Regions from separate parts of the Mus musculus genome. Here region 1 is linked to region 2. The links are chromatin loops, found by intact Hi-C in ENCODE. Cell type or tissue: heart. All regions are shown on one strand. Links, peaks and the distances in the headings refer to the core of each region. The heading gives the core; the rest is flanking DNA.

Region 1 (4,395 bases), core at 66-4,065, 49 kb after region 2:
CCCTGAGATGTCTGGGCATCCACACACCTGTGTTCATCTGTCAGGATGCTAAGACCCCAGCAAATATGGCTGCCAAGGGCTTCCCCTCTAACCCAGGCCAGCTCTGCTCTTTACACCGTCACCCCACCCAATCAAAGACAAACTTCTCCTTCCAACAGGGCTTGGCTCTAGGATCCTGTGCCTTACCTAAACTGCTCCAATGGGTTAAAATTAGAGTCCGGTTACCTTCCTCTGTATACTGAGGAAAACAAAGAGAGGTTCCCATCCTTTCAGAGTACAATGCTGTTCACGTTCAGTGCTGAAAATGGTCAAGGTGTTCCACTGGTGACCTCATTTGCTTTGCATAGCTCATGTCCTGAGTCATTTCTGCTACCAAGAGGAGCTGATTAGATCTGAGAGTAAAACTTTAATTAGTGCAGTCAAGTGAGGCTCTCTAAATCCCTCACACGGAGCCAGCCCAACGCAATTACTCACGAGCAGTGTACCCACTCATCTGTACCCCAGACAGGACTCAGAAGGAGAAACTAAAAAGCCAACTGGAAATTGGGGGCTCCAGCTTTCACGGGGGGGGGGGGCGCTGCCAGGGTGGAAACAACCTACTAAAAGCTTGTCTGTCCCATCATACAGCCCTCTGCAGGCTTGCACAAGACATGTCCAACACTTCTCCTGAACGAGACTTCCGTGAGATTCACAGAGTCCCAGAAACGGGGCTCTGCCACCCTCTTCTCCCTGGTGCAACCTCACTCTCTAGAGCTCTGCTGCCTGTTAATTTGCTTTAAGTAGACGCTGCAGTTTGAGCCTTGTGGAAGGGACGAGGCCCTCTCATGCCTGTCTACTTCTTCAAGAGTGCTTGGAATTCCAGCCTAGGTTCAGAGACCAAATAGAACACATGTTAAAGCCCCAGCTCTGCGCTTCACAGACTCATCCTAAAAACACCAAAGGGAATGGTCTAAAGCTATGCACACTCCCAGGCCTTTAGCCCAGGAAGCTCGGAAAATATTTGCAGTTGATATTGACCTTAAACTCCAGTACTATACCGAAATCTTCATTGGTTCCCAATGCATGGTGAGAATAAAATCATAAAGGAGGGCTCCCATACATAAACACAATGCATCGCATCCTATACCTGCCTGAAATCCCCATTTATACAGTAGCATATGCCATATGTAAACCAAGGAGAAGGGTGGAGCCAAGACCCTGAGCATGTAAAGAGTAACTACATGTCCTATTCTTATGTTGCTCTCTCTACCCTCCTTTAAGCACATAACCATGCACAGAGTCCTAGGAGGGAGGGAGGCTGGCAGGATACTACAGCATACTGGGTTAGACCCAGGCTCTGGTCTTATTTTGGCCTCATTCACTCTTGTGACCTGGAGCAAACTGCATAACTTCTCTATGCCTTCATTTTGCCATGAGTATCAAGTACTGAGCTCTGAGAACTGAGTTTCTGTGTGAAGAGCACCAGGCTGGTCCTAGCACAGCCAGTGTCATTCTTATGGTGTGTAGGCCCAGGGAAGCTGACAGATGCACTTGTACTGGCTGCTGGAAACAGAACAACCCCTTTCGCAGCTGCCTGACTGCCCCACCTTCTGCACTATGCGGAGATTGAGCCGGTCTGCCATACTCTATCATACAGCACACATTTCAACACAGATTAGCCATTCATTCTGTCCGTACTGCTGAAAGCACTCTGAGACAGTCAATGATGCTGCAGCTAAACTGAGCATGCCACTCAACCTTCCCCACAGCATCGAGCAAGGTGGGTGAGCTCTCCTTCACATGGGGAAATTGACTTGTCAAATCTGGTTATAGATCAAAAGGCTTGGGGCAGTGACACAGGCTATAATCCCAGCACTTGAGGGGCTGAGGCAGGAGGATTAGAAACTTGAGGCCAGCCTAGGCTACATAATGAAACCCTGTCATAAAAAAGTAAACAAAGAAATATTTAAAAGAGCCATCTGCCTAGCAACAGCTCACCATCATAAACAGCAGACATAATTTAACCTCACTCATCCTGCCTGACCTCTGCTGCTACCTACCTCTCAGATGTCAATCTATCTCTCAAATGTCAATGAGAGCCACCACTTTATGGAACACTAAGAGTTAGATACCATACAAGCCTTACCAAATTCAGAGCACTTCAGCTCAGAGAGGTTAAGGAACCGACCTGTAGCCACACCACAATCTCACACTCCAGATCTGCCCCTATCCCGTTCTCACCTTCAGCCCTGATGGAGGAACAGCGCCCCCAACAGCCTGCAGCAGCACAGCCTGAACCCAGCAAAGCTCCCTGAGAAGCAGAAAGTTGGGTCTCACCGTACCCTCCAAGCTCTTGAGCTAGCAAAGATGCCGGCACACGCTGACTCCCTCAACCAGGAAGTGTGCCCGAGAAGGGACAATACCTAGCACCCAGCACTTGTCCTGAAGGTTAGAAAACTCGCCTTGGGCACTGGGAGGCTCCGCAGTGTAGTACCAGAGGCCCCTCCCGCTGGGTAGGTCTCTTCCCAGGAAGCGCCCTTCCAAGTGTACCTGTTCGGCAGTGCCCTATCTCTGTTCAGAACTGCTGCACCCAGGCAGGCCAAGCCCACAGGTTCTGATCAGCAAACACAGAAACCCAGAGCAGGTCCAGAGTGGAGCAGAGAGGCTGCCTGCGTGTTTTATCCTGAATCAGGAAACCACAGGTAGATCAAGACTCAGAGAGCTGGGCATGTAGCTCACTGGTAGAGCACTAGCCTAGTGAGTGCGAGGCCCTACACTAGACCCAAACAAAGCAAACTCCAAAGAGCCTAGCTACAGACAATGGCAGAGCCTTGAGTCCAGCCTCCACCCAGCCATCATGCTGGTCCCTTAACCATCCCCTGTTCAGATGTAAGTTTTTTATTGTTAATAATAGTCATGTGCTTATATTCATTATAGTGATTATAAATATACTATATAAAATTTATCATCATTGTCGTCGTCGTGGTCGTCATTGTCACCCAATAGTGAGTACTCTTCTTTTGGCCAGCTAGCTGTCAATTAAGTATTATTCTACTCCCAACTGCAGCTGATGCTGCCATTGTGCCCAGTGTACAGATGGCAAAACTGAGCCACTGAGAGGCTGGCTTTGATCTGGAGGCATGTGACTCAGGAGCCTGAGCCTGTGGACACCCAGCCTCCCTTTGTGGCGTTTCACAGGAATGTGTGATCTGATGCTGGTTCAACAGAGCGGGTCCCTCAGGGAGAACTGGAAAATCAACAGGAAGCATGGAATCAGCCTGGTATCTCTTGTTAGAGCCCCACGGACCCAGGGGCCCCAAACCATTTCCATCTGAAACTGAAGTCCCGCCTGCTACAATTTAAGTTCCTTTTTTTTTTTGCAGAATGAGACCTCTGAGTCTGATATGGATGCCAGTCCATGCCACATGAGCAGAAAACATCTATAGAGGACACCAGCACAGTGTCGCAACTGATGCTGTGCAATAGCACCTTGGAGGAAATGCTGAACAGACTAACTGTGACTGCACCCCAGGCTGGCCAACGGCCTTGCACTCAGCTCTGGCCATGCCCCTTCCTTCAGTGACGATCAGATTGTACCCTCCAACCAGGCAGGTCTCTGTATAGCCCGTCTCCGTGCCTGATGACATTGTCATACTTCTTGGCCCACTTATTACTGTGTCCTCAGACAGGACTTCCGTAACAACCTCCCCACGCAAGTCCATGCTGAGATGGGGCAAAGAAAAGCACAACTCAAAACCGAAAAGCCCACCACCCTTCAGGAGCCAGACTGCCTTCAACTCTGAAGTCGCCCAGCTACAAATTGCCTCTCTCTGCCTCTTCTCCTTCCCAATGTTTAGCCCTGGCAGAAGCTCCCTAGAGAGGCGAAGGAATGAGCTGGCAGCCCTCAGTTAGTGACAAAAACAGCTCAGGGAAATGGTGCTGTACAATCATTGGTGTGTGACCTGCTGATACAATTAGCTTCAGATCCATTTTCAAAACACAAAAGAGAATGAGCTGCAAAGCAGCGTTCTGAGAAGGATGCCTTTACCACAAAGGCTTGCCACCTAGATGTGAGATCAGACAGACAGAAGCAACACATGAACCCCCACCCCCATGTTCTGCCACCCACCAGAGCGAAGGCATCTCTGTGTCCATATCATGACCACACATCCAGCTTTGGTTACAATCTGTTTCTTAGGAGACCTCACAAAGCTGTTATCATGATTCATCAAACATTCCCAAGCATACATCAGATGCCCAGTCCTGTACTAAGGTGTCAGACACTGCAATAAGATGCCTAGAACCATACTATAGGCATAAGAGACCGAGACGATGAGAATGAAGGCAGAGCATTGGAGTCATCTCAGCAGCTGATGCCCCTGCCACCCCATAATAAGAGTCCCTTACAGATAGAAT
Region 2 (4,395 bases), core at 306-4,305:
TGCCTTGTCCTTATCCTGAACAACCATTGTGACATACGGTACCTCCTGGGCACACAGAGGGTAGTAAGTAAGTTCAGAATGAATAAGCAAGGCCATTTATGGATTCCTCAGGGACAAACACTAAGAACTTTCAGCTTTGTGTTCCTAGCACTTTGTCTGTGCCCAACATATAAGAAGCCTTCTGGTAATGCTGACCAAAAGAATGAATACCTGCTGTCTGCCAGGTACCGAGAACACAGCTGTACACTATGGTTCTTTTGACAGTTTTGTGAAATGAAAGCAATATATACAAATAAATGTATAAAGCCTCATGAGATCAGACACGGGGGAAGCCAAGCTTCCCGGAGGATCTCAATCTGACCTGACCCATATGGAATCCATCAGTCAGTAATTAAACAAATGACAGCCCTGACAGAGGGAGCAGTCACATGTGCAGATATACAAGCAGCAAGCGTCCAGCTGGTCAGAACACAATTCCAGAGTGAGGGCACACTGCAGGACAAGGCCACAATGCTAGGTCATACACTGTTTGCTCTGCATGCCGTGCAAAGGGAATCCAGACTTTATTAACATCGACAAACTTCAGTGATTTGCTAAGAACAAGTAATCACCTTGCATTTTGTTTTAAAAGCCATTTTGATTCTTGAATGGAAGATAAGCTAGAGGAAGTCTACTGCAAAGTCTATACCAGAGGTTCTCAGGGGCTCGAGTAGTGAAGTAAGTTCTGGAATGCTTAAGGGGGAGAATCAACAGGATCTAGGGTTGCACGGATGGTTTAAAATGAGGGATTAAAAAGTCACCATTGATCACAGGCTTGTGGTTGAATCAGTAAGTACAGCTGGGTATCCCAATACAGGAAGGAGAAGAAAGTTGGGAAAGGTGTAGATCGGTAGAAGATACTGAGTGGGAAGTGTTCCAAGACATCTGGTTTCCTTTAGGAGGCAAGAGATACTGCCCTAGAGACAAGAGACGTGAGACTAAGATGGTGACGTTTTATTGGCAACTCAATTAAATACCTTGGGCATTGATGAATCACAGCTTTGAGTAAGTACGTGGGGGGGTTTCTAAGGAGGAGAGAAGAGCTAAGCCTGAATGGCTGGGCTGGTCACTGTCATCTGCTGAGAAACCTAATCTGAATAAAAGGGAGGAAGCCCACCGAACATTGTCATCCTTCTCTCTGCTTCATGATCTATGAGATGGGAAGTGCCTCAGCTACACACTCCCTCAGCCATGCACACCACCACCCCTGTCCTGCCATGACTGAGCATTAACCTTTCAAAGCCCAGCCGGAATAAACCCTTTCACTGTGGTGAGAAGAGTAACAAATACAAGGCACTATAAAGACACTGATGTTGTGGACTTGGTCCAGCCAGAGTTGGTAGGCAAGAAGCAGGCAGAGCTCTGCCGAGAATATGCAATGGAGTCAAGGCATAGGCAGCATAGTCAACTAGAGGACCAGAGGGAGGACCAAGCAGGAAGACCTGGAGGATGATGGAAGCCAGCTTCCGTGAACATCCTAGGGGACAGGCAATAAATATTCTAGAAAGAAAGATGAAGGAAGGGTTTAGCTTTAGCCTCTGGACTTGGATTAGTTAGGGTTTTAAAAAAATTGATCTTTCTGAATCCTGATCATATCTTTTAATCCCCCTGACACAAGTCAAATATTAAGAGATTTCTATTAATAGAATTATCACAGCGTTGCCCAAATGTCCCTTGTGTGTTATTGGTGGGACTTTACAGTCAGATATTTCAGGGTCTGTCTGACTTGGGCTGGCATTTTTCAGCCATCACTCATTCCACAAGGACTGAGCATCTGTAAGGTATCTTTAAGCATCTACAAACACCGTGCTAGTAGGCAGGGCACAGAGGGGCATCAGTAGCCACCTGTCCTCCAGAAGTCTGGCAACCCTTAACCCGGATTTTCAGTGGGGAGAGAGGAGAAAATTGTTACTTCTTTTAGCTTCTTGTTTGTGGGACAGACATCAAGGTGAAAGAATCTAGCAGCCTAGCCTTGAAAGGAAAATGTGTGTGCATGGTTTATCTGCATGTGTAATGACGGCTGGGGCCAGAAGAGGGCAGCAAATCTTCCGGATCTGACAGTTGTGAGCCTCCATGTGCTAAGACTCAAACCCAGGTCCTCTGGAAGAGCATCTATTTTTCCTAAATGCCCAGCTTTAGCAAAGTGCAAATTTCGGAAGAAATCAACAAGGGCAGGGGACTCCATGTGAATAAGAAGTTGAGCTCCTGGACTTGTAGCTCATCACCATGAATCTCCAAGAGATGAGTTCCTAGCCAACACACATTCTCTTCCACTGCTGTTTCTACCTCACAGAAAAATATGTCCTTTAAACCTTGTCCTTGTCTGCCCTGCGACCTATGCGGCATCTGTGAGGTTTATTTTTAAATCACATGCTTTAGCTGTGTTCAAAATATAAATAGGTTTGCACATACCAGCTCTTGCCAGCAGAGCGTGAGTCGTTTCTTATCTAATGCAGTTTGGTTCAGCGTCTTTGGCTTCTTTTCTGCTTCAGAGATAAAAACTCTGAAAGAGAAGATCCGTTTTGCAGCTTGCTTAGTGAAAATCCATTTGTGTGATTCCAGAGATTTGGAGAAAAAAAAATCTACTCTCTGTCGCACAATGAAAAGTTGGTAGATCCACAAAACCCAGGTTTTTAAATTTAGGTTCAAACAATGGTGTGCTAATTGTTTCTAACTAAGAAAAAAATTGAAAATGATACCCAGGCCCTGCATTAGTTTGAGATTTTCGAATTCTACTTCATACAAACTCATTGTAACTGCTATCAAAGTTCACTACAAATTTGCATGAAATAATACAGTCTTACATATTTAAGACACACCAATGCTTTTCTGAAATGTTACATATAGAGCAGATCTTTTAGAATCAAGACTGAGATATGTCCCCACCTTCTTGAAGAGTAACATTTTTGGAGATGAAATTTCAAATGTGTTTAAAAAGGAAAATAACAATGGCTATGAATAAAATTCAAGAAGAAATATAAATGAACATATTATCTTTACTGATGATTTAAATGATATTACAATTAATGAGACTTCACTTATAAAAGTAATGTTATCCACAATTAGTGGTGGTAAGGGGGAGTATAGAAAGTGTGGGCTATTGTAGAAATAACTGGTTATTTATTGTTTACAAATACTTGATAGAACTGATGTATGTTTTAACACGTGCATAGTTGGATTAAAAAATTACGGTAGAGTTCTTGTCCTTTGGAAATAGTGGAATGATCTTTTAAGAATATATTTATAGAGTATTTGCCATGGTGTTAGAATAAATGGAATAATGAACTATTGTTTAAGATACATTATGATATATCCATGTGTGAAGTTGCCTGGGATATATTACAAATGTAGGAGCAACTGCTGGGCAAATATCTGCAGCCATTTGGAAGAAACGATGTATTTTATGAGTGTGTATGTAAGGATATGTGTCTGCAAAGGCAGGGAAAACTAGTCCAGGAGGAAAAATTTAACCTCTTTTCTCTGAAAGTAGGAATATACAGAAAACTGAAAATATATCCATAACAGGACTGTGAATATGGAATCTAGATGCACATATTATACAATAAGCGTGTGGTCCTTGTGTGGTGAAACAATTACAAAGGAAATTTACAAAGGAGAATCTAGGATGGGAGACTCCACCCAGGCTCTGCCTGGTACCTTTTGGAAACCTTGTCACACTCTCTTTGGGGATCCTCTTAAAACTGCATTTCCTGTTCCTTTTTATAAAGAGTAAGATGGTCATATTTTGCGTTGGGAGTACTCTTGTTGCATCCCTGTGATTACTAAAAGTACAGGGAATTCCATCCCACTCTCTGGGATGGACCAGCCCAAGTAGACATGTTAGCTGCCTAGAGTCTCTCCTATCACACAGAGACTAATGGAAATACATTTTTTCTGCATCAGAATTGGGGTGAGTGATGCAATGTTTGCCTTCATTCATTCCCACCTCACAGACCCAGCCTACCCTCTGGCTGTGGGCAGCCGGGTCACCTCTACATGATGAATGGCTTGCCCTTGTTGTAGAGGTGGTCTCAGAAGACCAACTGCTTGTCGAAGAAAGGTTCAAGCAGCGAGAATTCCAATCTGACCTCCCTCGGGCCCAGCCTGCTTTCTCAGACCCGAAGTTCCTGGCTAGAAAACTACCGTTTTGATGACGGACACATGCGGGTGTCCTTTCAGTTGACTGAAAACTTGAAGAAAAGGAGGGACAGTTAATTATCACCCTCAAGACCTCCCGGAATATGGAAGTTATTGAGCTGTTACTTGCTTGCCGATACTTTGCCACATGAGGTGTGAGATTATGACGCTTTTAAAAGGTGTTTCAAGGGAATTGTCACTGGCCCTTGGTTCACATCA

Evidence for each region. A loop is a pair of places that touch in the nucleus more often than their neighbours do. Peaks named below come from ENCODE experiments on the same cell type or tissue, not always from the same donor. Only the 100,000 strongest peaks of a DNase experiment are listed, where the experiment ranks them.
Region 1: it touches region 2 in a loop (2.1-fold over the local background); 4 of 42 quality-filtered maps call a loop at or near these places.

Annotation. Positions count from the first base shown.
Region 1 is chr15:58,526,376-58,530,770 of GRCm38, reverse strand. The region is part of intron 1 of Fer1l6 (fer-1-like 6 (C. elegans)); the gene reads right to left. Among named protein-coding and RNA genes, the nearest start is that of Fer1l6, 19 kb to the right of the region's middle. In heart, for the core only: a CTCF peak has its summit at 2,246; no DNase peak of the experiment used is centred there; H3K27ac peaks cover 436 bases.
Region 2 is chr15:58,576,022-58,580,416 of GRCm38, reverse strand. Fer1l6 (fer-1-like 6 (C. elegans)) reads right to left here. Exons shown (of 41, transcript NM_001370912.1): 16 at 2,452-2,542. Among named protein-coding and RNA genes, the nearest start is that of Gm36451, 19 kb to the left of the region's middle. In heart, for the core only: a CTCF peak has its summit at 2,070 (motif pointing right); a DNase peak (open chromatin) is centred at 376; H3K27ac peaks cover 1,175 bases.